3 separate regions of the Homo sapiens genome follow, and all the other regions are linked to region 1. The links are chromatin contacts, found by Hi-C in ENCODE. All regions are on one chromosome and are shown on one strand. The core of a region is the stretch at or near the end of the contact, and the rest is flanking DNA. Distances in the headings are between cores, read along the strand shown.

Region 1 (4,809 bases), core at 611-3,110:
GGAGCTTCCCCTGAGGGTGCAGTAGGTTGAACTGTCTCTTTCATATGTTTTTGGAGGTTAGCATACATAACCTCCTGATTCTCCCCCTTTTTTAACTGGAGCTAGATGTTGAGGTGATCAGGCCCAACCCCTTTAATGCCTGCATGATCTCGTTCCCATTCCTGATATTAATAACTTGTATACTGTATGTTTTGCCCCTTTTCTTGATTTATGTAGATAGAGGCTTATCAATTTTATTAATTATTTCCAAAGAATTCATGTTTGATTTTATTGGTTTTCTCTATTTTTTTTTTCTGTTTCAAGATTTCTTCCCTTTAGTATTTCCTTCATCCTCCTTACTTTAGGTTCAATTTGCTGTTCCTTTTCTAAATTTTTAATGTGGTATCACAAATTATTGTTTTCATTTCTGGATCTTTAATGTAGACATTTTTGTCTACACATTGCTTTATTGTTAAAGCATTAGATGAAACGTGGTGCTCACTGCAAATGTAGTCCCTAACAGAGAACTTTCCTACTGCAGTGATCCCTGTAACCTGAATAAAGATTCCCTAAGTAATGATCCAGTGCTTTAATAGTACTAAAAATAAATACTATATTTTGCATCAATTTCTGTAATTAAATAGAATAATATATACCTTCTAGCCAGGTTTAGGCTTCAGAAACAAAATATAATCCTAGTCTTTTAAGGTATCTCAGTTCAGAATCGCGGAGATGCTTTCTCATGCTGCCTGTTCTTTTGGACTTGCCTTCGTTTGCCTGTCAAACCAAGGGACCAAGTGGTCTTTGTTATTTAAGTCATGTTGCTCTGGAATGTAAATTATCCTTACTGTTGGTGCAAGATGTATTCCATTGCCTTGTTCTGCTTTTTAGTGTAGCCATCCTGTGCTTGTATACCCAGGGCCAATCACATTCTATCCTCAAAGAAATGTATGTCTTTCTCTTACAGTTCTCTTTAGAATTATTAGCAATTTTATAATTACTAAAGTGCTATGTAATTCTAAATAAGGTCTCAGCTGTGGGGTATAATGGTAAATTGAGACCCCTTTTACAATGGAAAAATAACTGGTTATAACGGTGAGCTGGGACCCCATTACAATACTCTCAAAGTTTCCATTTTAGTGGTAAGTAGTGTCAGATGTCAGTGTTTAGAATATTTCAGTGGTTCCAGGACCATCTCAGGAGGTGAATTTTGGGCCCATCCTAGTCAGTCCAGTGAAAGTCATTTACTCTCTTTTGCTTCTAGCAGATGACTCATGGACATACCCTGGAAATAAGGACACACTGTGGACTCAGAGGACATACCTGAGGTACTGGGAGAAAGGGGTATGGGGGCTTAGCTGGGAGGCCTGTTGTGCTGAGCAGGGGTTCAGGGGCTCAAGGGTCTTTCAGAATAACTGATAACTCTCTAGTTTTGGCCCAGAAGTTTCTTCCAGAATGTCACAGCATGACCCATGTTTTTTGTCTCACTGCAGAGCCTTTGCAAGGTTCAGTATGGTAGCCACCAGGCATACCAAGCTGAATATTCCTTCTTTCCTTCTGGGGAAAATGCCTGGTGCAAGTTGTTCTGCCTGACTTTGCCTTTTAGAATTCTGACAATGGAGTAGCTATTTAACTTTAAATAAATTGAAACAAAATAAAATTTAAAATTCAGAACTGCAATCACACTCGTCACATTTCAAGCGCTCAGTAGTCACGTGTGGCTAAGGGTCACCATCTTGGACAGCACAGAACAACCCCATCCCTGCAGAAAGTTCTATTAGAGCTGCTGGATGATCAGGTGGGCAGGTCCCTTGCACAAGTAAATCTGGACAGCTCCTCCCCTCACTTCCTCTCTTCTCCTGTTTCTCAACATCCTGGCTTAGTATTGTGTGCAAAATCAGAGAGGGGTGCAAGATCCTGATTTTTCAGGTAAGGGAATAGGGGTGTGTGTGGTGGGGGTCGGGACGAATGTGCGATTTTGGTGAGGAGGGACCTGTATCTTAAATCGTCTGGTAAACATGTTTTCAGACTATATTCTCGCTGGTTCCCGTTTCCTGGCTTTGCTAATTTTAGGCTGTGATCTGTTTTCAAGGCTGAGCCCTACAAATCAATGCCTCTTCCAGAGATTGCTGCTCAGAGGATACTTGTTTTACAAATAAATGTTTCCTCTCGCTGGTTGTGGAATTTATATAGAAACTTTGATTCTTCCAGGGATAAAGTTGGGTGAGCGGACAGAATTAGCTCTGGGGGAGCTGGTGGGAAGAGGAACATTGGGATGTGTAAGGGGCACAGCTCCATATGTGGCCCCACAAAGACTGCACCCAGGTCAGGATTGGAGGCTCTGCAGTCTGAGGTCTTGTTACAGGGTTAACTGTCTGCTCGGAGCTGCCCGTTAGGGAAACTGTCTCCTCAGGGACAGTCCTGGGTTTACTGGGCATTGAGCTCCCCTTTAGCGGGTAGGAGGAGGGAGATGCCACCTGGTGTGACTCTCTACAGTTCAGGAGAAGCTGGATGCTGATGGGTGCTTGTTCCTTAGGCAGAGAGAGGAGAATTCAGCCACCTGAAGTCAGCACCTACAGAAGCACAGTCTCCTGGCTTTGCCTCTGAATTATTAACAGCAGAGCAGCATTAAAGAGCCCACACACTAGAAGGAGGATATGAAGAAACACCCAGAGAATGTCACAAAAACCCAGAATGTCACAGTATTGTTTTCTTCTTGCTGGTGTCCTATCCTCTCTCCTAACACCAGCCACCAAAGCTGATTTTTAAAAAATGCCATGATTTCTCTTGTTTACAAGAAGCTGTTTCCTATACCCTATTCTTGAAGGATAAAGAAATAGTCATTCAAAAGAAATATCTGGCTTTTCACAGTGTTTCATATTTGTTGGCTTCCTATGAGGTGACTCTGTCTTTAACAACTACCATTTTCTGCCTGTTTTGTTCAAAGTCTGCTCCAATAAGAGTTCTTCAAATATCTTTCTCCATTGCAAAATGTTTGTAGGTAGCAATGAAATAAAACATTTAAAATTAATACCATGTTTCTATAACACTACATATTAATTAATAAAGGAATGGATTGTCATTTTCACAGATCAGATGTGGGCTGGACATAATGATCAATCAAAGGCAAGAAGCAGGGAGATTATCCATTTATTTATTTAACAATGATCGATAACCATTCTTTGCCCAGTATTGTGCTTGTCCCCAGGGAATAATGAGAAATACAAGACATATGTGGTCTTCTCATCACAAAGCTTGTAGTATAAGAGGAGACAGTAAAAAAATCAAGCAATTAACTTCCTAAAGTAATACATATTCTGTAAGAAGCCTCTGGGGTGCAGTGGATCATAACAGAGGGTGTTGCTGGTAGACAGTGGTGTTGGGGAAGACTCTCTGGAGAGCCGAGGCCTGCGGGTTGAGCAGGAACAAGCTGGGCACTAGGTTGGAGGGTGAGTGCTCCAAAGAGAAGGAATGATAACTGCAAAGGCCTTGAAGGTGGAAGGAGCCTAGATTTCCAGAACATTGAGGGTAGTGTGGCTCACACATAGGAGAGAGGAGAGAGCTGATCACACAGGGCCTATGGGCCATTCTGAGGACTTCAGTTATTTTGAAACCAATAGTAAGCCACTAGGAAATTTAAACAAGAAAAAATATCAAATTTTAGTTTTAAAAGAACATCTGATTGTAGAGTAGAAAAGGGATTGAAGGGGAGATGATCAATTAGAAGCCTGTTAAGTTGTATACAATTGACAGTGGGTTGTATTAGCACAAAGATGGAGAGAAATGGGTAATTTCGAGTTTTTTGGAAGTGGAATCAATAGGATTTGGTGATGGGCTGATGAGAGAGAGAGGATAAAAGAGTTGTAGATGACCCCAAAGTTCTGCAGGAGCCACGGGGCTAGATGTTGGTGCCATCTGCTGAGCGGGGAGCCAGGAAGGCAGACAGGATGTGGAGGTCAGGGCTTAATTTCGGCCAGGTTCTGTTTGAGATGCCCATGAAATAGCCAAATGGAGTGAGATACAAAAGTTTGGAACTTTTATAAGCTGAGGGAGATATAAAAGTTTGGAACTCTGAGGAGGGTGTAGGCTACAGACCTCATATAAACACATCCAAGCCACGAATCTCTAGATAGAGGGGGGAAGGGGCCAGAACCCCTGTGAGGAAGCACTGGAAGCATTTATGTTTGTGTAAAGAAAAAGGAACAATCTGAAAATGAAACTGAAAATGGAGGGTTGAGGAGACTTTTGGGAAATGGAGCAGGAGAAATCAATGTAGCAAGCTCATGGCAAAAAGAAAGTTGTTGTTGACTACAGGCAGTCAGGGATTCTAGTTGCTTCCATTTCCCTAAAATGACATGGTTATGTTTCTTGATCTACAGGAGTTCAAGCGACAATGGCAGCCCAATACGGCAGTATGAGCTTCAACCCCAGCACACCAGGGGCCAGTTATGGTGAGAGGGCATTCAGTGCTCCCCAGACCAGGCTGCAGGGAGGTTAGCAGGTGGGGGTGGGGGATTTGGGGGGGAATAGGGGTGGGGTTCTCCTGCCTTGCCACCCAGTCCCCATTTGAGCAGGAGAAAAATATTTCCAACCTCTTTTCTCATTTTCTCCTCATTTGACCTGCTCTTTCATCTTTCTTGACCCTCTGCACTTTCTGCCCATGGTGTGGCTAAGCAGCTAAGCAGAAGAGAGATTAAATATCCTCTGATTGACCCAGGGCTCGGCACAGTTTCTTACCTCCTGCTTCCTACAACATGGACACACCAGAACAGCTGGTTGTAGCCTATCTGATTGTTTTTCTGCCCCTTTCTTCAGCCTGGAGGAGAACTG
Region 2 (4,809 bases), core at 1,293-3,792, 420 kb after region 1:
GAAGCAGGGAGGCGCAGATTTGTCCCAATCTGCTCCTCTGGGGGTGGGCCCAAATGAGCCACCTTGGGACCCCAGATGGCTGGTGTAGACCTACCACCCGATGCCGTTGGCTCCTTTCCTATCCCCTGGGTCTCCCCCTCCCTTCGTGGTGTCTGATCCCACGATTGTGCTGAAATCGCTCCTCCTCGGCTCTCTGCTGCCCTCATGTGGCTGTCTCAAGAAGGGCTGGGGCTACCAGGGGGCGCCCAGGATCAACACAGGAGCCCCTTCAGACCGGCAACCGCGTCCACAGCCCGGAACCCTCAGCATCCCAGAAGCCGCCCCAACGCCCTCACCAAAGGCTCAGCACCAATTCTGCAATCTGGAAGCTGAGCAAATCTCTCCGCCCCCCAGCACTCAGCATGAGTTACATCCTCGGGAGGGGGAGGCCTGGCGGCAGCTGCTCCCCGCCCCTCTCCCGCTGCTCCCGCCTCCCTTCCCTCCTTTCCCCGCTCCCCACCCGTCCTTGCCAGCAGGCAGGAAGGAAGCTGCTCATAGTGCAAGGGTGGGGTACTTCCAGCTCACACTGAACAGCCCCGGGCTGGGCTATAAAGAGTCAGGGACTTCCGCTCAGTCACCCCTGCCCTCACCACCCAGGCCCCCATGCACACACCCCAGGCCCAAGGCCTTCCCTTCCCAGCACAGCCCTCCAAGGTCAAGGCGTCCCCCGCCCAGCCCTGCAGAGCACTCTGGTCTGAGAGGGAAGGCAGGGGCAAGATTTGCCGCCTCTTTGGCATTATGGAGGGGGCAGGGGGCACAGGGCACAGCCCTCCCCAGGGAGGGATCCCTACTCACCCACAGAAGGCTGTCACCTTACCCCTGGGGTCTGGGCCAGCCCTCCCCGAGGCGGAAACACAGCCACTGTCAGGGACAAGGGGGCTCAGTTCCCAACCAGATCATCTCCAAAGCCCATTCAGCTTCAGATCTCATGATTGAAGATGGAAATTCTTTCAGCCGAACACCAAATCTCCAACCTTGAAAACTGTTTTTTCGGAAAGTCCTCTTTAAAACATGGTTACCAATATGAGCAGTCAGCCACTAAGATGCATGGGCATCATTCTTGGCAGGGCTGCAGGCATAGAGCAGGCCAGCACCAGGCAGAGCCCTGGGGACGGCAGGCCTCCTCCGACAGGCGGGGGAATCAACTGTTCTCATCAGAGCACCCTGATGGAAGGCAGGACACTCCGGACAACACTGGCCACGGCCCAAGAAAGGGGAAGCAGGGAATCCCCTGTCCAGAGAGCATTCATCTCTGACTTTTTCTGTCTGTTTAACTTTTTTTTTTCCTCCTTTTCTTAAGACCCTGCCATGGCATCCTCTGCCCCAATTCAAACCCAATCCAGGCCTACTCTGACCCTCAGCTTTCAGCGCTGACTGTACTGAACTGGACCCCATCCTCCCTGTGACCCTCAGCCTTCAGTGCTGGCTGTACTGAACTGTAACCCATCCTCCCTGTGGCCACAGAGTGCTCCTTCTTGCACTCCTCCCCTTCACCTAGACTGACTTCTTTCTGCCCACACAGACCCATCTAGCCTCAGCCAATTCCCTTCTCAGTGGACCCTCTCCATTGCCTCCAGAGCACAGCTTCCAGTCCCCAGGCGGCTGCACACATTTGCAACAAAACAAGCCAATGTATGAAGCAATCCCACTCAGTGCAGGAGCTCAACCCAGCAGAGGATCCCCACAGAGAGGAACTGACCTGTGTCTTCCAGAGCACACAGGTTCAGAGCACACAGGTTCATTTAAGTGAGAACCCACACTTACAGAGCAAGCTGCCCAAAAACCACGACCAGGAGGGCCCAGAGAAAGAGCTGTCCCCGGGGCCTTGGGGACAGGGTGACAGCCACCCAGAGATCATGGAGAAGGGGACGTAAGGAAGACCTCACAGAGGAGTCATCCTGCGACTGTGTTGGTTGGGTCCTTCAGGAAGCAGAGTCCCAGGAGTTGGAAGCATAAGAGGAATACTGCGGGCAATGCCTGAGAAAGATAACAGGGACCGGGAGCAGGAGTGAGTTGGGCAGGGGAAGGATCAGGCCCACAATGCCAGGCTCACACCTGCAGAGGAGGGAAGAAGAAGAAGGGCCTCACATCAGCCCAGCGGGGGATGTTACGCCCACAGACGCCCCGGGGCTCAGTTACTGTCTAAGTGTTAGAAATAAATTTTCGGTGCCACAAAAGAAATAGCACTCAGATATAAATGTTCCCAGCAAGGCAATTTTACTTCTATAGAAGGGTGCATCTCACAGATGGAGCAATGGCAAGAGCACACCTGAACAAGGGAAGGGAAGGGGTTTTTATCCCTAAGGCAGGTAGCCCCTACAGCTGTGTTGTTCCCCTATTGGCTAGGGTTGGACCACACCGTCTGAGCTAATTGTTACTGGCTATTTTAAAGAGAGCAGGGGTAAGAGCCGGATTGGCAGGGTAAGTAGTTTGGCAGGAAGGACGGTCACAGAACAGGTGACTCAGGATGACTCAGGTCAGAGCAGGTGACCAGTGGTGACTCAGTTCGGAGCAGGTGATAGAAGCTAGGAGGGGGTTGTTTACTGAAACTAGGGGCAAGGAGACGAAGAGAACATGAAAGTTAAACTTTAAGATGAAGAACAAAGCTGAACATACTGATGCATTGGATCTTTGGAGAGGATCTCAGAACTCATTGTACTTAATTTACAGGCTAAAACCTTAGAAGAGGAATTTATTATATCCTACACAAGACTCCAGGGAAGCACATGGCCTTGGACTGAAGGCTGGCATCTGGAAGCTGTCAGCCACCAGCACCTTCTGCAGCAGGTACCTGCTCTCTAAGAGGGAGGCCTGGGTGGTGCACCTCCAGAGCTGCCCAGGCTGGGCCTCAAGGAAGAAAAAGATTTTCATTTGTCAGAGGCGGAAGGGAGAGGTGGAGGGAACAGCACAGCAGCGGCCCAGGGGCAGGGAAGCACAGGACCATTAGGGAGACACGAGAAAGCCCATTTGTCTAGAACAGAGGATTCAAGCAGTGCACCAAGGAAAATGAGGGCCAGGCCAATGTGCTGGAGTGGCTTTGTTCTTGGCTGAGGGTTTTGGGTAGTGCCAAAGCGTAAGGTAAGCCCTGCTTTCCAGAAGAATCTAGCAGAGTGTGGAGCCCAGATGGGACTGGAAGGCCTGGGAGGGGTCAGGTGGCCACAGGGACGGGCCACAGCCAGTGGTGCAGGCAAGAAGACAATGGCCATCCATGGTGGCTCACACCTGGAATCCCAGCCCATTGGGAGGTCGAGGCAGGTGGATCACCTGAGGTCAGGAGTTCGAGACCAGCCTGGTCAACATGGTGAAACCCTGTCTCTAATAAAATTATAAAAATTAGCCGGGCGTGGTGGTGGGTACCTGTAATCTCAGCTACTCAGGAGGCTGGGTCAGGAGAATCGCTTGAACCCAGGAGGCGGAGGTTACAGTGAGCTGAGATAGCACCATTGCATTCCAGCCTGGACAACAAAAGCGAGACTCTGTCTCAAAAAAAAAAAAAAATTAGCCAGGCGTGGTGGTGGGTGCCTGTCGTCCTCGGGAGGCTGAGGCATGAGAATCACTCCGGGAGGCAGAGGTTGCAATGAACCAAGATCACACCACTGCACTCCAGCCTGGGTGACAGAGCAAGACTCTGTCTAAAAAAAAAAAAAAGACAGAAGGATGTCAGCATCTGATGCTGCCTGTCACCTTGACCCTGAGGATGCCAGTCACAGCTCCATTAACTGGGACCTAGGAAAATGAGTCATCCTTGGTCATGCACATTTCAAATGGTGGCTTAATATGGAAGCCAGACTTGGGATCTGTTGTCTCCTCCAGCATGGTAGAAGATGCCTGAAAAGTAGGGGCTGGATCCCATCCCCTGCCTCACTGGGAAGGCGAGGTGGTGGGGTGTGGTGGGGCCTCAGGCTTGGGGTCATGGGACAAAGCCCAGGCTGAATGCCGCCCTTCCATCTCCCTCCTCCTGAGACAGGGGCAGCAGGGCACACTAGTGTCCAGGAGCAGCTTATGAGGCCCCTTCACCCTCCATCCTCCAAAACTGGCAGACCCCACCTTCTTGGTGTGACCCCAGAGCTCTGAGCACAGCCCGTTCCTTCCGCCTGCCGGCCCCCCACCCAGGCCCACCCCAACCTTATCCTCCACTGCTTTTCAGAGGAGTCTGGCCAACACAAATCCTCTTGTTTGTTTGTCTGTCTGTCTGCTGCTCCTAGTCTCTGCCTCTCCCAGTCTCTCAGCTTCCGTTTCTTTCTTAAACTTTCTCTCAGTCTCTGAGGTCTCGAAATCACGAGGCTTCGACCCCTGTGGACCAGATGCCCAGCTAGTGGCCTTTCTCCAGCCCCTCAGATGGCACAGAACTACAAACCCCAGCATGCACTCTGGCCTGAAGTGCCTGGAGAGTGCTGGTGTACCCCACCTGCATTCTGGGAACTGTAGTTTCCCTAGTCCCCCATGCTCCCACCAGGGCATCAAGCTCTTCCCTGGCCGGCTGACCCTGCCTCAGCCCTAGTCTCTCTGCTGACCTGCGGCCCCGGGAAGCGTGCGTCACTGAATGACAGGGTGGGGGTGGAGGCACTGGAAGGCAGCTTCCTGCTCTTTTGTGTCCCCCACTTGAGTCATGGGGGTGTGGGGGTTCCAGGAAATTGGGGCTGGGAGGGGAAGGGATACCCTAATGTCAGACTCAAGGACAAAAAGTCACTACATCCTTGCTGGGCCTCTATCCCCAAGAACCCAAAAGGACTCAAGGGTGGGGATCCAGGAGTTCTTGTATGTATGGGG
Region 3 (4,809 bases), core at 628-3,127, 290 kb after region 1:
GTCATTTGAGGAACAGCCAGACAGTTTTCCGAAGTGGCTGCGTCATCTCACCATGAACTGCCTGTGAGGCTTCCAGTTTCTCTGCCTCCTGGCCCCACCTGTTATTACCTTGCTTTTGAATTCTAGCCATCCTAGTGGATATAAAGTGGTATCTCCTGGTGGTTTTGATTTGCATCCCCTGATGACTAATGACATTGAACAGCTTTCCATGTGCATATTGGCCATTTGTGTATCTTCGTGAGGGGAATATCTATTCAGATCTTTGGCTCATTTTTAATTGGATTATTTGCCTCTTATTATGGAATTGGAAGAGTTCTTCTTACATTCTAGATATAATTTTCTTATCAGATATATAATCTGTGAATATTTTCTCCCATTCTATGCTTTGTCTTTTCATTTTCCTGTGGGTGTCCTTTGAAGCATAAAAGTCTTTTAATACTGATGATGTCAATTTATCTATTTTTTTTTCTTTGGTTATTTGTGCTTTGAGGTCACATCCAAGAATTAGATGTAAAGTCAAGCAGATTTACTCCTATGTTTTCTTTTTAAGAGTTTTACAGTTTTAGCTCTTACATGTATGTCTTTGGTCCCTTTCGAGTCCGTTTCCGTGTGTGAAAGGGTCTAACTCCATCATGTGCATGTGGCCCCTTTCCCTTTAAATCTTTGCAAGTCTCTTTTCTCGATCCATCCTCACTCCATTAACTTTGTCGCAGTTTCCTTTGTGGAATGGAAACAGATTGTAGTCCTCAAAATCAGGTTGTTCCTGAAACTCTCTTCTAATCCAAATCCCCCCAATTCTCTGCGGAGTTGGTGAGCCCATAACTGAGAATACATAACTCACAGTCCTCTTGAACACTGAGGGTGAAAGACGTTAGCATTCATTGTCTTTGTATCAATCATCATTTTAACATGGAAGGCAAATCCCCTTCCTCAGAAACACCAAAGACCTTCTGGAATTGCAAGCAAGCTTCAAGTTGACTAAGTGTGTTCACCTTCCTTCATCTAGCTGCCAGTGCACACTGAAATGGCTTGCATTGCGGGCAGCAGGAAGGATGATGATGAGAAATACAAAACCCCTATAACCACAAAGCGGTGTGCAATCCCTGAGCAACCAAACCTTGGTAATGGGGGATGATGACCCCTTGGCACTCCTGAGCCACGAACTTTTCCTGACTCTATTCTTTCCTTTCCAACTAGGAGTTACCCCGGTCACCACGTTCGCCCTTCTCAACCTGACTAAGTGGGCGTTAGCACTGTCCGCCCACTGCATGGGCACTACCTGCCCCAGTGTCCTCTCCCCTCTCCGCTCTGTGCCATAGCCTTAGCTACCCTGGCCAGCTTTCTCCCAGCCAAGTCCTTCCTCCTTTCTGAATCTGGTCAGGGTCTCAAAGATCGTTAAAAAGCCGCCAAAGTTTGCAACTCGTCTTGAGTGGCTGCTCCTCCCAAACGGTTCTGCCTCTGGTGTCTTGTTCTAGGAGCGGTTGAATTCTCTGTTTTGCTGTGGGTGCCAGCCTCTATCAGCCCCTGCCCTGGTCCATCTGTCAGCTTCAGGTAAGACTACCGGCTAGGAAATGGCCCCTTGTCCTTATCTCTGCCTCTAAAATATGCCACCTAAATTAACAGATCGTGGCATTGCATGGCTCGTCACAGAGAAGCCAAGGCAAATTCTTGTGGAAGGCGGCACTTGTCTGGAAACAGACTCAGGACAAGTGTGCTGCACAGCCAGCTTCCTCAAACCCACTCTCGCCACTGTAGCTGCCCACAGAGGCACCTCCCAAGCCATAGGCCCCTCCTAGGCCAGCTCAGGCCTCACCTTGTCCCTCCCTGCAGGGCGGGGTCTGATTGACTTCAAGAAGGAGTCAGAGATCAGCTTAAGGGCAAAGGCTGGAAGCAGAGCGAACTGGGAGCAGAGCACACAGGTGCGTTCTGATGGGTATTCGGGAGAGTCAAGAAGGGGCTGACCTGGAGGACAGAAAAGCAGTGGAAGGAGGGCACAGAGTGAGGGGCAGAAGAAACAGGACACAGAGGGAGGAGGGCCAGGAAGTGAGGGCGGGAGCCCAGCACATCACAGAAGGTGCCCGGGTGCTTGGTGGCAGGCAACAGCCGGCCAGGGTGGAGTGGGGAAAGCTCAGAGAGGAGGGTGAGCAGGGAGAGGGCTTGCTTCCTGTTCCTGCCTGGAGGTCTCACCAGCCACCACCCCCACTGCCACTGCACATGGGGACAGAGGTTTGTCCTGGGGAAAGCAAAGGTCTCTTCCACATCTTTCTCCTTCCTGGAAAAGCAAAAAGAAACGTGGGTATAAGAGGTTGTAAAAAAGGAGACCCAGCCGTGAAAGGACATGGAGGTACCCTAAATGCACACTGCCAAGCAAAAGAAGCCAATCTGAAAAGGCTGCAGACTGTAAGATTCCAAATACAGGACGTTCTGGAAAAGGCAAAACTATGGAGACAATAAAAAGAGCAGTGATTGCTAGGGTTTCGGAGGAAGAGGTGGAGCACAGAAGATTTTGGGGGAGGTGGAACTATTCTGTGTGATATTCTAATGGTGGATCCATGTCATTGTCCGTTTGTCCAACCCATAGAATATGCAGCAGCAAGAGTGAGTCCTGATGTAAACTGTGGGCTCTGGGTGAGAGTGATGTGCAGGTTCATCAGCCACAAATGTATGGCTCTGGTGTGGATATTGATAGTGGGGAGGCTGCGTGTGTAGGGGCTGTGAGTATACAGAAACTCTCAGTACCTTTCGCTCAATTTTGCTATGAACCTAAAATTCCTCTTTAAAAGACTCCTATTTAAAAGACTTTAATAGACTTTATAAAGTTTGTTAAAAGACTTTTAATAGACTTTTTAAAGACTTTTAACAGACTTTATAAAGTCTATTAAGAAATCTATTAAAGTCTATTTTTAAAAGTCTATTAAAAAAAAAGTCTACTATAATCCCAGCACTTTGGGAGGCCAACGCAGGAGGATCACTTGAGCCCAGGAGTTCAAGACCAGCCTGGGCAACATAGTGAGATCCTGACTATATATATATATATATATATATATATATATATATATTTATTTATTTATTTATTTAAGTCTAATAAGAAGTCTATTTGGGGCCAGGCCTGGTGGCTCATGCCTGTAATCCCAGCACTTTGGGAGGCTGAGGCAGGTGGACCACTTGAGGTCAGGAATTCAAGACCAGCCTGACCAACACGGTGAAACACCATCTCTACTAAAAACAAAAAATTAGCCGGGCATGGTGGTGCACACCTGTAATCCCAACTATTCCAGAGGCTGAGGCAGGAGAATTGCTTGAACCTGGGAGGCAGAGGTAGCAGTGAGCCAAGATCGCATCACTGCACTCCAGCCTGGGCTACAGAGCAAGACTGTCTCAGGAAAAAGAAAAAATAGTCTATTTAAAGAAGAAAAAAAAGAGGCCTGGCCAATATTTAATAGGAGAACACAAGAACTCACCTCATATCCTTCCTGCTGGCTCTGGGTTCCGCCTGCAGCCCCTGCCTCACCTGCTCCCTCCAGGTAAGCAGGGCCTCCGAGAGCCCAAGATCATGTGGGTTCCAGGGTCTTCTGCCAGCACCAGAGGGCAAGACAAGGCAACTAGAGGGACATCCCCATGAGAGGCCATGACCATGGAGCAAAACGAGGGCAAGGGGAGAGCCCTCGGGGAGAGGGGCATGGGAAAGGGAGAGAAGGACATCTCAGATCAGCCTTTACCGTGGCCTCCAGGGCTAGAGAGCCCTCGGGTGATGGAACAGGCCCAGCCAACACCTTTCATTTGTCTATGAATCAAGAACTGCCCATCGTGTACAAATTAAATACAAAGTGCTAAGGGGACTAGTGGAGAAGTATGTTAGTTGGGGCCAAAAACAGCATTCCTCGGCAGTGCGGGGTTTCAGCTGACCTCAAAAGGTGGCAAAGGATGTGACACTGGCCCAGAGTCGGGTGGGAAGGGACAATGTGCAGCTGAGCTTCTCTGGAGGAAAAAAGCCACGGGAAAACAGGGCCTCTAGTTAACACATGGGTTGTGTTCCCAACGCTTGTGCTTCGGAAATGTGATGTGTAAATGCATTTTCCAAAAACAAAAGCAAGAAATGAAAAGCGCTCATGATGGTCAGGTTTCCTCAGTGGGTCACTCCACGATACACCCAAAGTGGAGCTGCTGCACCTCAGTTACACCTCACACCCTGTGCCGCCGACTTTCCAGGTGAAATCCTCGGGGCCTCCCTTGCAGGCAGCCTGGGCCCCCTGGGAAGAGGCTGGGCCAGGCAGAGGTCTGAGACAGGAGTGGATTAACCCTCTCTGCTACCTGTCTGTCTGCACAGGAGAACGAGTTTTCTCCAGGTTTACCCCCAGGGCTTCTGATTTAGGGAGCAAAAGGCAACTACCTATGAAAATATGAAAACAAGGATCTCTCAGAGTCCAACCCACTCATGCATCCACCTTATAAATCAAGTGTCTGTGCCTCAGGCACTGCTTGCAGGAAGTGAAAAGCACAGCTGAGACAGGGAGGAATCCTGAAGCGGGGCTCCCAGCTCAACCCAGAGCCTTGAGGAAGGGGGTGCAAGGTGGCAAAGGCAGTGCTTCTGTAGGGAAATTTCACGGTGACGGCAGCCTTCCAGGGAGGCCCACATCACCTAGGAGGACAAGTTAGGGTCTGGAGAAACTAAGGCTGGGAGACAGCTCCAGCCAGCATCTGTAGCAACAGCGCAACAGGCAAGAGTAACAGTCTCCCAGAGACTCCGCACACAGCACATGGGAAGACAGAGCTGTGGCCACCACGTCTCCCAGCCCTGCAGGAGGCTCA

What was found. Hi-C counts contacts between places; a loop is a spot of excess contacts on that map.
Region 2: a map of endothelial cell of umbilical vein shows a loop between it and region 1 (2.5-fold over the local background). The contact joins the promoter of NOS3 here to the promoter of GIMAP4 in region 1. A Hi-C loop is called at or near these places in 1 of 168 maps with a recorded cell type or tissue (endothelial cell of umbilical vein).
Region 3: a map of left colon shows a loop between it and region 1 (4-fold over the local background). The contact joins the promoter of AOC1 here to the promoter of GIMAP4 in region 1. A Hi-C loop is called at or near these places in 1 of 168 maps with a recorded cell type or tissue (left colon).

The regions. Positions count from the first base shown.
Region 1 is chr7:150,565,530-150,570,338 of GRCh38, forward strand. It overlaps GIMAP4 (GTPase, IMAP family member 4), which reads left to right and starts at 1,861. Exons shown (of 3, transcript NM_018326.3): 1 at 1,861-1,908; 2 at 4,359-4,430. The coding sequence starts at 4,373.
Region 2 is chr7:150,988,475-150,993,283 of GRCh38, forward strand. It overlaps NOS3 (nitric oxide synthase 3), which reads left to right and starts at 2,543. Exons shown (of 27, transcript NM_000603.5): 1 at 2,543-2,826. RefSeq lists an enhancer at 465-624, promoters at 1,895-2,763, 3,705-4,809, 4,272-4,809, cis regulatory regions at 3,765-3,785, 4,792-4,798 and a silencer at 4,502-4,532.
Region 3 is chr7:150,850,640-150,855,448 of GRCh38, forward strand. AOC1 (amine oxidase copper containing 1) reads left to right here and starts at 1,878. Exons shown (of 5, transcript NM_001091.4): 1 at 1,878-1,919. The region is part of intron 1 of LOC105375567 (a long non-coding RNA gene); the gene reads right to left. RefSeq lists an enhancer at 1,460-2,031.